Regions from separate parts of the Homo sapiens genome. Here region 1 is linked to region 2. The links are chromatin contacts, found by Hi-C in ENCODE. All regions are on one chromosome and are shown on one strand. The core of a region is the stretch at or near the end of the contact, and the rest is flanking DNA. Distances in the headings are between cores, read along the strand shown. Region 1 overlaps LOC339166 (a long non-coding RNA gene). Region 2 holds the start of NLRP1 (NLR family pyrin domain containing 1).

What was found. A loop is a pair of places that touch in the nucleus more often than their neighbours do. Pooled maps may share reads with other maps.
Region 1: a map of mammary epithelial cell shows a loop between it and region 2 (19-fold over the local background). The contact joins the enhancer-like site here to the promoter of NLRP1 in region 2. A Hi-C loop is called at or near these places in 2 of 168 maps with a recorded cell type or tissue (PC-3 and mammary epithelial cell) and 11 of 50 pooled maps.

What each region holds. Positions count from the first base shown.
Region 1 is chr17:5,833,622-5,836,415 of GRCh38, reverse strand. The region is part of intron 1 of LOC339166 (a long non-coding RNA gene); the gene reads right to left. Among named protein-coding and RNA genes, the nearest start is that of WSCD1, 240 kb to the left of the region's middle. Within about 2 kb of position 1,540, at least 5 of the 41 ENCODE cell types and tissues checked have a DNase peak (open chromatin) inside an H3K27ac peak, as active enhancers do; they include PC-3 and mammary epithelial cell, where a contact is called at or near this core.
Region 2 is chr17:5,583,241-5,585,940 of GRCh38, reverse strand. NLRP1 (NLR family pyrin domain containing 1) reads left to right here and starts at 1,432. Exons shown (of 17, transcript NM_033004.4): 1 at 1,432-2,254. The coding sequence starts at 1,984. RefSeq lists enhancers at 1,044-1,343, 1,364-1,623, 895-2,094.

The DNA of each region.
Region 1 (2,794 bases), core at 291-2,790, 250 kb before region 2:
TTTTTTGTAGAGACGGGGTTTCACCATGTTGGCCAGGATGGTCTCAATCTCTTGACCTCGTGATCTGCTCCCCTCGGCCTCCCAAAGTGCTGGGATTACGGGCATGAGCCACCACGCCCGGCCATCCTAGTGTTATCTCTTATTTCCCACCTTTGGAACCTGATATTGTGGACACAGCCGTGTAGTCTGCGATCCCCCACCCTCAGTCTGTGGTTACCACTCCTTCTCCTGTCTTCAATCAGGACCTTTCACAAACAGAATCCAGGGTCCCAAGTGGAGGGCAAAGCCTCACTGAGGTGTAAAACATCCCCTCCTTGATCCAAAAGCCTACCTCAGTCCCCCATCAAGGGAGCTATGATGGTTAATTTTGTGTGTCCACTTGGCTGGGCCATGGTGCCCAGGTATTTGGTCAAACATTATTCTGGATGTTTCTGTGTGGGTGTTTTTGGATGAGTTTGACATTTAAATTGGTGGACTTTGGGTAGAGTGCCCTCCATGAGTCGGTGGGCCTCATCCAATCACCTGACAGCCTGAATAAAACAAAAGATTGCTCTCCCCCAAGCAAGAGGGAATTCTGCCAGCAGATGGTTTCAGACAAGAACTGCAACTGTGGCTCTTTCCTGGGTCTCCAGCAGGATGGCCTATCCTGTGAATTTTAGGCTTGCCAACTTCCATTATTCATGCACCTATTCCTTAAAATAAATCTATACACTGTTGATCAAAATTAAGGCTCTTGAGGCTGAAATAAATTGAAAAAGCTTTAGCAGAAGTCAAATGTGAGCATCAACCTGGGAAGACACACCAACGAATTTAGGTGTGTTCCAAAGTCTGTTACAAGTTGGAATGCCATTATAAGAACGTTTAGGAGAAGGGAGGGGGTCTTCTCATATCAGAGTTGCTCTTTTTTATTGGTGGGTTCAATTCAGAGGTTACAATCATCGGCTACAGTTTACAGCATACTGGCCAAAATGTCCTACAGCAAGACAATCAGCAAAACTTCATGCATCAGAAACAAATCAGTGTCCGTTTCAGTGTTAATAGGTTACATATTAATCAGTACATCAAAAATTTGAGGAACTCACAATAAGATTTGAGGGACTCACAATAAGATTTGTTACTCAGAGGGGCCAGGCGCGGTGGCTCACGCCTGTAATCCCAGCACTCTGGGAGGCCGAGGCGGGTGGATCATGAGGTCAGGAGATCGAGACCATCCTGGCTAACAAGGTGAAACCCCGTCTCTACTGAAAATACAAAAACTTAGCCGGGCGTGGTGGCGGGCACCTGTAGTCCCAGCTACTCAGGAGGCTGAGGCAGGAGAATGGCGTGAACCTGGGAGATGGAGCTTGCAGTGAGCCGAGATCGCGCCACTGCACTCCAGCCTGGGCGACAGAGCAGGACTCTGTCTCGAAAAAAAAAAAAAAGATTTGTTACTCAGAGACAGGATGTAAGCCATGAATCATAAGACCTTTCCCAGGTGGTTAATTTGGAAGCCTGCCAAAGGTGACCTGTAAGTTATCATTTCCCCTTTTTGATCAAAAATCTTCATGTGGAAGCACTGATGATAAATCTCCACTTAGGTTAGAGTGATAGACATTCTTTATCCCTAGGCACTGAGAAGGCTCATTCCCAGGAAGTCTCATCTCTCAATGCAAAGAAAGAACCTTGTTATTGCAGGCAGGTTGTTAGCAACATGGGGCAGAACATGACACAAGGCTATGTGCTGTTTTCCTGAATAATGAATCACATACAGTTGCTGGGTGATATTATTTTGGCCTTAGCTGTTGAGGAATAGTTTCCATATTCTGGAGAATTTGGGTAAAGAGAAAATAAGTGTCTTAATTTTGTTCACAAAAGCATACTTTACCCAATTGTTGTAAGGTGGCTCAAAAGAAGGAAAACTTTTTGACGTTGGAAAACAGAATATAAAAAGAATTAGCAATTTTTTTAAAAGTCATAAAAATCATTTTAGTCCTCTATGAGTGCAGTCCCGTGTAATTCTTGTTTTGTTTGATGTTGGGTTAGTGATCTTGATGTACAACTTTTTATGGAAGTTTTTATTTAGTCTATTATTCTTAAAGTTATCGGAAATCTGTATTCAAAAGGACTTGTTAGAGTCTCTTCCATGGAAAGCAGTTTTGGAGTATAGCTGATTGCAAATGTTTCTAGAGAAGATTTCAAAACAATAGCTCTGGCCTGTAATCCCAGCACTTTGGGAGGCCGAGGCGGGTGGATCACTTGAGCTCAGGAGTTCGTGACCTGCCTGGGCAACGTGGCAAAATCCTGTGTCTACTAAAAATACAAAAAATTAGCCAGGCGAGGTGGTGCACGCCTATAATCCTAGCTACTCGGGAGGCTGAAACAGGAGAATCGCATAAACCTGGCAGATGGAGGTTGCTGAGAGCTGAGACTGCACCACTGCACTCCACCCTGGGTGACAGGGTGAGACTCTGTCTCAATTTAAAGAAAAAAAAAAGCTATGATCACAAAAACTTTGAATAGCCATAGGTTAAATCTGATGAAAATTCCCAATTGACAAAGAAATTTAGTTATTTCCATTGCATGTAGCATTTTAAGATAACAACCACAACTATGACTGACAGTGTCATATCAGGACCATTAGACTTTTATAAATTTTATGTAATCTTTAGAATACTCATATTAATAACATAGCCATATAATTTTAGAAAAAATTAACATAATCAAAATTATGACTGATAACATATTGGGTTTTTATAATTTACATACTTTTTGGAACATTTATATCAACAACATACCCATAGATGTAACTGAAGGA
Region 2 (2,700 bases), core at 183-2,682:
TGTGAGGTTTGATGCCAACTCCAGGCAGTCAGTGTCAGAATTGCACTGTAGGACACCAGTTGGTGTCTAGAGAGTTGGTGCCAGAACTGGCTGGTGTGAGGAGGAAAAAAAGCCCACACAGCCCTCCTCCAGGCCATTCCTCCCGCTACATGGAGTCTCACGGTCCTTCACGGAGTGCTCAGAGCCTCCCGATCATCCCACTTTTAGCACAGCACTTTTCCACTTCTGGTCAATCTGATATTAGAATGTCCTACAATGTGCTTATTAGCCATTTTTTAAAACTAACATTTATAAAATTTATTTAGGCCAGGCACGGAGGCTCACACCTGTAATCCCAACATTTCGGGAGGCCGAAGTGGGCGGATCACCTCGGATCAGACTGGCTAACATGGTGAAACCCCATCTCTACTAAAAATACAAAACAATTAGCCAGGCGTGGTGGTGAGTGACTGTAATCCCAACTGCCCAGGAAGCTGGGCTGATGCAGGAGAATCGCTGGAACCCAGGAGGTGGAGGGAGCTTGCAGTGAGCCGAGATCTTGCCACTGCACTCCAGCCTGGGAAAGAGAGAGAGACTCTAAGACCTTTTGCTGAATTGAAGCCTCTTGGTAAACCTATGATGTCCCATTTAATAGATGGGCAAACTGAGGCTCAAAGAAATAAATCAGGCACATAAGGAGTCCTTGTCCAAGCAAGCCGTGGGTTGAAGCCTGGGCTCTGCCAGTCCAAGTGAAACCAAAGCATCTCCAGAAATTCCTGGTGGTGTGTTACATCAGCAAATGAGTAGGCAATGTCATTCCTCAACCTGAAGTCATTGGCATCTTGCAGATTCCACGAAAGAGGAAGTCTGCCCCTGGCTCCCCGAGGCCTGCTTGCAGGAATGAGGAAGGGGCTGTTCTGCTTTCAGGTGGAAATGTTCACCAGCTAAGTGCTGGGCTGCCCAGAAGGCAAACAGCCCCCTGGGCCTGGGACACATGCTTTAGTGCCCCTGGTAGCATGGCAGGACATGCAGTGCAACTCAAGAAGCTCCCAAAACCATGAGAGGCTGGGAAAAATGCTCCCTGGCCCAGTTCTAATGTTTCCCAATAAGGAGCTGCCCGGGCAGACACAGGGGGCCCCACCCATCCTGAGAGGCTGGGCCTGGGCTGCAGACACAACTGCTCGGAGAGTCTGCATCCTGGCTCTGCAGACAGGCTCTAGATGATGGGCTGGCGGAGTGCCCATGTGGAGGTGCACACACCGTGTTTAGTATGGGCCTGTACCTGCTGCAGCGTCAGCTGGTCTGGGCCTGTGCTCCTGGTCCGCCTATAGATGCCATGTGGCCCATCTGAATCTGTGACTCTGAGTCTGGCCTACCCAGGCCTGGTTTGATCCTACCCCCTGGCCACGCCCCTTGTGGGTTTCCTCTGGGTGACGTTTCCTTCCTGCTCTTGTTGACTAGGCGCTGTTCTTGCTGGCTGGTGCCCCAGGGCCTGGAGAGGTCTGAAGAAACCTGGGAGCCAGCAGCCCGGGGCTCCACTCTGGGTTCTGAAAGCCCATTCCCTGCTCTGCGGCTCCTCCCACCCCACCTCTTCTCAGCCTTGCAGCTCAAGGGTTGATCTCAGGAGTCCAGGACCCAGGAGAGGGAAGAATCTGAGGAACACAGAACAGTGAGCGTTGCCCACACCCCATCTCCCGTCACCACATCTCCCCTCACCCTCACCCTCCCTGCCTGGCCCTGGACCCCATCCCAGGACCTCCCTATCAGCTGACTTCTTCCAGTGTCTTGCAGGCCCCTCTGGGCTCCTCCCTCCCCTGGCTTTTCCTACCACTCCCCCTCTATCGGCGTCTATCTGTAGGTGCCCTGGGATTTATAAAACTGGGTTCCGAATGCTGAATAAGAGACGGTAAGAGCCAAGGCAAAGGACAGCACTGTTCTCTGCCTGCCTGATACCCTCACCACCTGGGAACATCCCCCAGACACCCTCTTAACTCCGGGACAGAGATGGCTGGCGGAGCCTGGGGCCGCCTGGCCTGTTACTTGGAGTTCCTGAAGAAGGAGGAGCTGAAGGAGTTCCAGCTTCTGCTCGCCAATAAAGCGCACTCCAGGAGCTCTTCGGGTGAGACACCCGCTCAGCCAGAGAAGACGAGTGGCATGGAGGTGGCCTCGTACCTGGTGGCTCAGTATGGGGAGCAGCGGGCCTGGGACCTAGCCCTCCATACCTGGGAGCAGATGGGGCTGAGGTCACTGTGCGCCCAAGCCCAGGAAGGGGCAGGTGAGTGGACAGAGGACCCCACTGCCCGCGGGACATCCCCTGGCCCTCATGCCTGCCCTGCCCTCTTGGGACCCCACCACTGAGCCCTCCCTGCCAGGCCTTCCTCTGAGCAGTGACATGGAACTGCCCTCTCAAAGGGGGATCCAGGCCCCAGACTATGCTGGAGCCAGGAGGCTTGCTGGGGGGGCCCTTGCTGCACCTCAGAGCCCCACACCCTCTTCTATTCAAGTGCATTCCCGGTACTCGCCTGGCATTGTAGTTATGAGCACGGACTTGGGAGTCAGGCACTATCACCAGTCCTGGCACTATCACCCTGGGCCAATCACTTCACTGCTCTCTGCCTATTTCTCTGTCTGCAAAATGGGAGAGTGAGAGCCCGCCTCCCTGGGCTGTGTGAGGGTTAAAAGAGATCATCCAGGTTAAACATTTAGCACAGAGTCTGATAT